2 separate regions of the Homo sapiens genome follow, and region 2 is linked to region 1. Evidence: chromatin loops called from intact Hi-C (ENCODE). Cell type or tissue: lower leg skin. All regions are shown on one strand.

Region 1 (5,000 bases):
ATAGCCAGGAGGACCACAAAAGGAGTGAAGGAAGCTGAAGGATGTGGTTTTGAGCTATACTGGAGCTGAAGCCAAAACACCCCAAAGTATAGACACACCCTCGCCCCTAACGCAGAAATGAGTTATCCACAAAGTCAAAGGTACTTCGTTACCAGGCTTACGACCTGCACTATGCTGTGAGCTTCTTTGGTTGAGTGAGATGCTGCTCTTGGTGTGGGAGTACAGGGGTCGGAGGAACGGGCACACTTTCTGCCCTCATTGACCTTGTAGTCACAAAGCAGAGACAGACATGGGTCAGGTACATGCAGAGGGTAAGGGGCTGCTCATGATGGGAGGGGACGCACTGTCATTTGAGATGTACCATCTGGGAAGAGGATATCTGAGTGGGGACACGAAGGCGGTGAGCCCTGGGAATACCCTGCTCTTCCCTTCGCCTGGAACAGCAGGTGCCAGGCCCTGGTAGGTCAAGCTCAGCACACTGAGGAGTGGCAAGGGGGCTGGAATGGGGGGCAAGGGGAAGGATGGTTAGCAACGAGGGTGGAGAGGTTGCGGGCTCAGTTCTTGTAGAGCCTCAGCTACTTCATGAGGTCATACCCATCTTGTTTACTGTTGTATCCCTGACACCTGGCATTATAATTTTTGCTAAATGGATGGATGAAAAATGACTTAAACCCCAAACCTTGTAAATCTAAGTATTTGTGAATATCACCCAACCACATGGTTCTCTCCATCATCTGTAGTAAAGCACAGTTGAAAAAATCAAGCTCCCTTTAGACCCTATAGACAATTCCATAAATAAGGGACCAAGATTGTGTCAAAGCTAAACAAATGCACCAGCACCTGACACGTGGGGTGCAAACACCAGCATTGGTAGAAGGCTTGGGCAGCACCAGGACAAGTAGAACCTGAAATTCACAAGCTCATTCACCATTTCCCGCATGAAGCACTTATAAAATTTGTCTAAAAAGAACCATGTGGTGACCCTTATCTTTTTACTGCCAATCTTTGGGCAAGAGCCTGTTCCTCTTATGCCTCATCAGTCTGGGGCTGGGATGGAACAAGAGGCCTCTGAGATAGCTTGGAAGCTCGTCTCATGACCTGTGAGCAGGCGGGATGATCTGTCCTTGGCTGCTGCAGCCCTATGCTCACTTCCTCTTGGACAAGGAGAGTCACAAAGGCATCTTTCTCCAGTAGAGACCAGTTTTATCTGCACAGACCCTTTTGCCCCTGAGCGTCTTTCATTTGGGAGGAAATGCTCCTCCAGCAACATGATCATCAGGTGCTGTCTGTGCCCTTTGAGTCATATTATGCTAAGAACATGCTTTTAAAAATTAAATCACCCTTTCTCCAAGTGAAGGTCAATGCTGCAGCTCCACTACCAGAGCTTTTCCCATCCTGGCTTTCCAGAACCGTCCTACATGGCGCCCCAGTTCTCCAAAATCACGTTCCCTCTGTGCACTCCCTCACACCGCACACACGTGCACACGAGGTAACCACCTTTTAATTCTTTTTGATGCTCTCATCGCTCACTTGGGCGAATGCTAGCCTGAATACCCCATGATGGTGGATTTATTCCCATCACAGACCTAGAGGATGGTGGATCTATTCACACAGTCCATTTGTGCCACCAGCAAAAGCCAAATTGCACATTTTAACTTCTCCCAAACTGCTCTTTTCTGGTTGAGAACCATCCCTCTTCCGATAACTTTGCTTTATCTTCACTTCACCAGTGTTTGGCTTTCTTCTCTCTCACAGAGAAACAAAAGGTGTATCAATTCAGGAAATTTACCATGAATGCAACACATGTCACACAGAAGACGTGAGGGCACGAGGCTGCCGGTCGGCTCACCAGCCACCAGCTGTGACTTGAAAAGCTCAAATTCAGAGTCTCAGCAAAATTACCCCTTTCTACATGCAAGGGGCCTTGGAGGTCACCTGGGAAGCCACCGAAATGGCGAATATGAAATTTAAGGACAACAAGGGTCTATTATAGCAATCATAAACCGGCAGCCCACAGGCATAACCTGCCTACAGAGATGTATTGTGTCACTTTCACTTTTTTAGAAAAATTGAAAATAGATGCCAAGCTCAAAAAAAAAGGAAATCCACCTGAAAATTGGGATTCCTGGCATCTCCTGAAAAGTAATACCATCTGGCAACCCTGGAACAGTATTCATATGTGGGAACCATCGGCTGGAGCTAGGTGATGGCGCCCCCTTTCGACAGGGCTGAAATGCTCCAGTTTCCACAGTGCACCCCACTCCCTGTGGTCACATGCCTGGTAGGCCTTGAAACTGTACACTATGTTGTGTGGCAAAAAGTCCAGGGAAATGGTAGACATAGCCTTGTTTTGTCTTCAGATGTCCACACTCACTTCTAAAAGCCAAGAGGGAGGTGGGGAAGGGAGAGTGTGCCCTGGGACAATGTTCTAGGCCTGAGTGCTCCAAAGCCTCCATGCATTTCCAAATGGGCCAACGTCATCAGGCTACCTGCTTCCTATGGCATCGGGAACTGCAACAAGTGGCCACGAATTCCTCCCACCCCTGTATGTGGACCGCTGCAATGTGGTTTTGCAGCATTTTCCATTAGGAGCTAGTGTCTGTTTCTCTAGCTGGGCTTGGCCTGGTGGCTTTCATTTTATTTTTATTTATTTTTCTATCTATCTATCTATCTATCTATCATCTATCTATCTATCTATCTATCTATCTATCTATCTATCTATCTATCTGAGATGGGGTCTCACTCTGTCACCCGGGCTGGAGTGCCATGGAATGAGTATGGCTCACTGCAGCCTTGACTTCCCTGTGCTCAAGTCATCCTCTTGCCTCAGCCTCCTGTGTAGCTGGGACCACAGGCATGCACCACATCACCCAGCTAGTTTTATTATTATTATTATTATTATTTGTAGAGATGAGGTATCACTTTGTTGCCCAGGCTGGTCTTGAACTCCCAGGCTCAAGTGATCCTCTCGCCTCGGACTCCCAAAGTGCTAGGCTTACACGCATGAGGCACTGCAGCCGGCCCTGCCTGGTGACTTTCTTTGGCTAACAGGACATTAGCAATCATGACCAAGCAGTCTTTAAAAAGCACCCAGGCATGGGCTTGTCCTCTCTTGCTGCCCTGAAATCACCAGTGCTAGAGAATAAGACTCTATGGGGCCAAGATGGGCTGTCCTAGCCAAGGTCCTCAGGACAAACAAAACTGCCAGACATGTGAGTAAGGCTGTCCTAGACCATCTGGCCCAGCCACCTGCTAGCTCACTACAGAACAGCCCAGTCCACCCACAGACTCATGAGCAATCATAAAACGGTTGCTGTTTTAAGCCACTACATTTTGGGGTGGGTTGTCAGGCAGTAATAGTTAGCCGACAGACCTGGCTTGTTAAGGCCTGTGTTCTTCTCATCTCTAAAGCTGCTTTTGGGACTTTTCTTGATGGCAGGTGCTGTCTGCAGCCCTGTCATCATTCTGCCACTGTCTCTCCCTGAGCCCAGGAGTGCGGGTGATTTTCAAGGACAGCAATCAAGGCCCCCAGACTAAATGACTTCTACTCTTGGATGTTACAGTCCATTGCTCTACACTGCCTCCGTAGAATCTGTGGCAAAATGTCCTATGTGGTTGACTTTTTTTTTTTTTTAGACGGAGTCTCACTCTGTCATCCAGGCTGGAGTCCAGTGGCGTGATCTCACTGCAACCTCCACCTCCTAGGTTCAAGTGATTCTCCAACCTCAGCCTCCTGAGTAGCTGGGACTACAGGCACATGCCACCACACCCAGCTAATTTTCATATTTTTAGTAGAGATGGGGTTCTGACATGTTGGCCAGGCTGGTCTCAAACTCCTGACCTCAAGTGATCCACCTGCCTTGGCCTCCCAAAATGCTGGCATTACAGGCATGATCTACTACGCCTGGCCACCTATGTGGTTCATTTTTATATGAAATGGATAGCAGTGGCTTTTGTCTACCTGGCACTATGATCTTCACAGCACCTATGGTTTCCTTCAGGGAACCATTCTTTCCTCACCTTTCTCAGCCTTTTGGGTGGCTATGACCCCACTCCTGGCCCTGGCTGTAGTGGATCTTTGCAGATCTGACTCCACTTCTGGCTCAGCCTGGGCCATGCCAGACTACCTCTCCCTGACCATGGAGGAGGGAGGCTGGTTCAGGAGAGAGCTGGTTCTTGAACTAAGAAAAGAACTGTCTCTCTCACCTGGGGATTGCAAAGCAGATAGTAAAGGAAGCCTGGAGCCACTGGGGGCCATCTCTAGGCCATCAATGAAATGCCTGCCTGGTAGTAACTAGAGACATGGGTCTCAAAGTGTGTTCTCTAAACCAGTAATGTCAGGATCGCCTGGGAACTTGCTAGGAATTAAAACACTTACCTCTACCTCAGACACACTGAAGCAGAAATTCTGGGATTGGGGCCCAATAATCTGATTTATTTTATTTTACTTATTGAGACGGAGTCTCACTCTGTTGCCCAGGCTGGAGTGCAGTGGTGCGATCTTGGGTCACTGCAACCTCTGCCTCCCGGGTTCAAGCAATTCTCCTGTCTCAGCCTCCTGAGTAGCTGGGACCACAGGTGACCGCCACCATGTCCGGCTAACTTGTATTTTTAGTAGAGATGGGGTTTCACCGTACTGGTCAGGCTGATCTTGAACTCCTGACCTCAGGAGATCCACCCTCCTCAGCCTCCCAAAGTGCTGGGATTACAGGTGTGAGTCACCATGTCCGGCCAATCTGATTATTTTAATTATTATTTTATTTAAGAACAAAATAGAGACAAGGTCTCACTACACCGCCCAGGCTGGTCTTGAACTCCTGGGTTCAAATGAGTCTCCTGCCTCAGCCTCCCAAAGCGCTAGGATTACAGGTGTGAGCCACCATGCTTGGCCAACAATCTGTGTTTTAATTGGCTTTGCAAGTAATTCTGATGCATGTCCAAGTTTGAGAACCACTGGGCTAGAGAAGTGTAAAGCTAAGTGATGAAACAGCTTCCCGAGA
Region 2 (5,000 bases), 380 kb before region 1:
GGACTTGGGTGTATCTTTTGTGGCCTGTGCCACAACCACAGTCCTGGACCCAAATTTGCGAGAACTCACAGTGTCTTCTGGGGGTAGGGAAAGCTCTGGTTCCCAAGTTTTAGGGTCCCCATGCGATATGGTTTTGCTGTGTCCCCACCCAAATCTCACCTTGAATTGTAATAATCCCCACATTTCAAGGGCGGGGCCAGGTGGAGATAATTGAGTCCTGGAGGCGGTTTCCTCATACTGTTCTCATGGTGGTGAATAAGTCTCATGAGAGCTGATGGTTTTATAAAGGGGAGTTCCCCTGCACACACCCTCTTGCCTGCTGCCATGTAAGATGTGACTTTGCTCCTCCATTGCCTTCCACCATGATTGTGAGGCCTCCCCAGCCATGTGGAACTGTGAGTCCATTAAACCTCTTTCCCATATAATTACCCAGTCTCGGGTATGTCTTTATTAGCCGTGTGAGAACAGATTAATACACCATGCTGTACCCTCTGTCCCATCAGCAGTCTCCCCTTTGACAGTATCATCTGTCACAGTCACAATAAGGTCCTGAAAACACTTTACCAGTTCCGCCGTGTCTGTGCCTCTGTTTCCTCATCTGTCAAAGAAGACTGGAATCATACCTGCCTCACAGGGTTGCTTGTAGATGTAATGAGTTAATGTGCGTGAGTCTGCTTACAACAGTGCCCAACACATAATCAGGATTTTTTTTTTCTTTTGAGACAAGGTCTGGCTCTATCGCCCAGGCTAGAGTGCAGTGGCACAATCTCGTCTCACTGCAACCTCCTCCTCCAGGGCTCCAGCGATTCTCTCAGCTCAGCCTCCTGAGTAGCTGGGACCACCATGCACCACCATGCCTGTCTAACTTTTTTTTGTACTTTTTGTGAAGATGGGGTTTGTCCATATTGCCCAGTCTGGTCTTGAGCTCCTGACCTCAAGTGATCCACCCACCTCGGCCTCCCAAAGTGATGGGATTACAGGCGTGAGTCACTGTGCCTGGTCCAGAATCAGGACTTTCTATTGTTGTTTATTATTATTATTTATAAATTACTCCTAAAAATATGACTTTCCTAGAAGATTCTTCAATGACACTTTGTTTTGAGATGGGGGGTGACCATGAGGGTGACTCAAAACAGCTGTTGAGCCTGAAGATGAGTTTCATTATTTTCTTTTATGATAAGACAAATGCTTTCATTTACTGATGTCTTCTTCGGGTGACATGTGACTGTCAGCTACTTGTCCCCCTCCAAAGAAAGCACAGGATCCGCCCCTTCAAGGAGAAGGTGATTTTTAAACAATGAATGAGAATGTGAGTGCTTTTTGAGAGATACTCACGTTTTGGAAAGAGCATTTTGAAAGCAGATGTTTGGAAATGTTTCCATTGTTATCAGCTTTTATTGCCAAAAAGCAAAGAAAGTGTGTTTCCTTTTAAAACCTCCCCACGTCTGCACACTTGAAGAACTGGGAAACAGAAAATTCTAGCCAATTTCAAAATCTTTCAAAAGAAAACTTTTAGGAAGTTTTGAATCCATTTATTACAAATCTGCAAATACCAATTTTCTGAATTCTTTTCAAGATGAAATGAGGGCTATCCAGGAAGATGGATGTATACAGTACTAGTCAATTTCACCAAAAAATAGTTCCCTATTTGGTGAATGGGATTAAAATACGAGTATTGATATTAATATTTAGAAAGCACAGCATATGGCACTTCTTCCATTTGAATTTACAAATCTTTGTGAGGTATCGTTTGCAGCTCTAATAGCCACTCAAACCAAGTATGGACATCACTCTCCACAGAACGAGATTCTCATGTCACCACAGCACGTACCGTGCTTTCCAAACCTAAGCTTTCCAAAAAATAAAAAAGATTCAATTGCATTGCTATCAGGAAAAGAACATTTGGAATGCTCAAATGAAAGCCAAAAGGTGAATTTTACTGTTAGCAAGTAAAATAAAAATATTTCAAAGTAGTGTTTATTTAATCTTCATGTCCTCCGTTAAGAATTCCTAGTTTTTATACAGGTTGAGCATCCAAAATTTGAAAAGCCAAAACCTAAAATGCTCCAAAATCCAAAACATTTTGAGTGCTGATATGATGTTCAACAGAAATGCTCACTGGAGCATTTTGAGGCCGAGGTGGGCAGATCCCTTGAGGTCAGGAGTTGTCACCAGCCTGGCCAACATGGTGAAACCCCGTCTCTGCCAAAAATACAAAGATTAGCTAGGCATGGTGGCACTCGCCTATAGTCCCAGCTACTCGGGAGGCTGAGGCAGGAGAATCGCTTGAACTCAGGGGTCGGAGGTTGCAGTGAGCTGAGATTGAGCCACTGCACTCCAGCCTGGGTGACAGAGTGAGACTCTGTCTCAAAACAATAACAACAACAAAACAACAACAACAACAACAACATATTTCAGATTTCCGGATTTGGGATGCTTAACTGGTAAGTACAAAGTGGATATTCCAAAATCTGAAGAAGTTAGAAATCGGAAAAAGTCCAAAATCTGACACACATCTGGTCCCAAGCTCTTTGGAATAAGGGATATTTTATGCTTTATGTACAGCTCGTAATATGTTAGTGCATCATTGTGTAATTCATAAATGTTCCTGCCCAGTTGGAGATCTCTGCTCTTAGTCGTTTCATTAAATCCCAAGTCCCTCACCTGGGCAGTTTTCGTGTCTTGGTGGTGGATGGATGAGTGTGGAGGGGACGCTCTTACTGGTCCAGGGGATCAAGACTGGCGGTCCCACTCTTGGCCCCTAGGAGGCAGCAGAGGGAAGCAAAACAACAGCTTTGAAACCTACTCTAGGAAAACAGCCCCATAAGGGCTGGTGCAGGAGACACCTTATAATGTCTCCTTTCTCCCCAACCTTCCTCGTTCTCCCTCCTCAGGAATGGAGTAAAATAAACCATCTGCAGCCCCTGAGGACCGAGAAAAATCCCATTGAGCGTGGGGAATACGGAAGGGAGTCACTGACCCCCAAGGCTCATTTTGAGCGGTGGGGCTTTAACCTGAACACTGCATTTATCCGAAGATGACACAGAGCTGGCCCACGACAGGTAGAGGGGACCCCGGGTGGTCCTGGACTCTGGCCACTGTCCTGCTACTTCTTGAGCTGTTTCTCCAGCTGAGATCTAGTAAGAATTCCATAAGGGTCGATTTAATTGTATCCCTTTGGCTAAAGCGCATGGTATACAGTCGGTGCCAAATCAATGTGTGCAGTCTCTGACCTGAGGAGTAACTCTTCCTCATCTCATTTGTTACTGCTCTATCCCACCCAAACCTATCTGTGACCTGTCACGCATTTCCTTTCTGTCCTGGGTGTTGGAGTCAGGGCCAGTTTGCGGGCTGCTGTGTCCCTGCCTCTGAGAGCATTTTCTGGCAGATGTACTAAAGCTCTTGTGTGGCGGGTTTTGGCTTGATTCTTCGAGAACGCAGCTGGGGAACAAGTGTGAGGTTCCTTCTCATGGCTCAGAGCAGACTTCAGTACTTGGCATGGACTATGCGTGAGCCTCCTAACACATCCCCACGATGCCTCACCTCCCATCCAACCGACCGCGGGTCCCCAGAGCCGCCTTCCAGAAACGCAGCGTCGTGCGCCTGCTCCAGCCGTCGCTGGATCCTCATGGCTGGCGGAGTGAGATCAAAGCTCCTGGGCCGGTCTTGAAGGCCCTGGGATAGGAGTGCCCCCCAACCGTCAGCCCTCCAAGACACTTCTGTCTACGTGCCCCACGCTTCTGTCACGTAGGCTTGGTGCAATTGATGGAGCCTCTCTGAGCAGCGTCAGTTTCCTCATCTATAAAATGGACACGACTAACCCCTTGAGGATTGAGAATGACGAGAGATGGGCGACCATGTGTGGAAATGCGTTCCTGTGCTGAGACACTCCACACATATTGGTGTCCTTTTCCCGCCCTCATTTCACAGACGAGGAAACTGAGGCTCTGAGCGAGAGATTGGGAACAGATCCAAAAACACGCAGCCCAGATGCAGCAGAGCCAGGATTAACACTCAGACCTTCCCAGTTATCTCTAAAAATTAATTACTTTTTAATTTTATAATTGACACATAATAATTGCTACATATTTCTGGGGTGCAGTGTAATGTTTCAGTGTCCATGCATATATTATATAACAATCCCTCATCAGTGAGGGTCCCCCAGTAGATCTTTTCTTTGTTCTCCTGCACAGATTACCATCTATGCATTTGGGGAATTTATCACCCACTTCCCTGTTTATTATTATTATCATTAAAGACAAGGTCTCGCCTTGTCATCCAAGCTGGAGTGCAGTGGCTCAATCATAGCTCACTGCAACCTCCACCTCCCAGGCTCAAGTGAGCCTTCCACCTCAGCCTCCCGAGTAGCTGGGATGACAGGCACGTGCCACCATAACCGGCTAACTTTTTTTGTATATTTTGTAGAGACGGGGGTCTCACTGTGTTGCTCGATGATCTTGAACTCCTGGGCTCAAGCCATCCACCTGTCTTGGCCGCCTAAATTGTCAGGATGACAGGTGTGAGCCACCACGCCCAGCCCCTTGTTTATTGTTGTCTCCCCTTCTAGAAGGTAAGCCCCATGAAGGCATAGACCTGGCCTGTCTTGTTCACTGAATGCCCAGCACAGAGCAGGAGGCTGATAAACACTTCCTGAATAGACAAGGGCTACAACAGTTTCCAAGAACACACAGGTAGCCCCAGCTGATCACTTTCTAATGAAGCTGGTTCCTTTCACCTCCGGAGAATCTACCCCCTGGGATGTCTTTGATTGCACAGAGCTTGAGGGCCTTCCCTTCCCTGGGAACAGTGGCCCTGAACCACGAACAGCCTGGTAAGCATACCAGCACTGTGAGGCTGGCTTTCCCCAGAAACCCGGAGTGACGGGTTAACCAGGGGAGTGAAGTGGGCATTAGGCTTGCATACCTTGGGAGTCGATGTTTAAAAAACTTCCCTGATAATTGGAAATTGGCTAATCTCTTGCTATAATTAGGAGAGGCTGG

Evidence for each region. A loop is a pair of places that touch in the nucleus more often than their neighbours do. Peaks named below come from ENCODE experiments on the same cell type or tissue, not always from the same donor. Only the 100,000 strongest peaks of a DNase experiment are listed, where the experiment ranks them.
Region 2: it touches region 1 in a loop (3-fold over the local background); 16 of 110 quality-filtered maps call a loop at or near these places.

The regions. Positions count from the first base shown.
Region 1 is chr16:27,688,044-27,693,043 of GRCh38, reverse strand. The region is part of intron 8 of KATNIP (katanin interacting protein); the gene reads right to left. Among named protein-coding and RNA genes, the nearest start is that of KATNIP, 140 kb to the right of the region's middle. In lower leg skin, no CTCF peak of the experiment used is centred here; a DNase peak (open chromatin) is centred at 2,233.
Region 2 is chr16:28,068,673-28,073,672 of GRCh38, reverse strand. No RefSeq gene overlaps it. Among named protein-coding and RNA genes, the nearest start is that of GSG1L, 7.5 kb to the right of the region's middle. In lower leg skin, a CTCF peak has its summit at 2,737 (motif pointing right); a DNase peak (open chromatin) is centred at 2,752.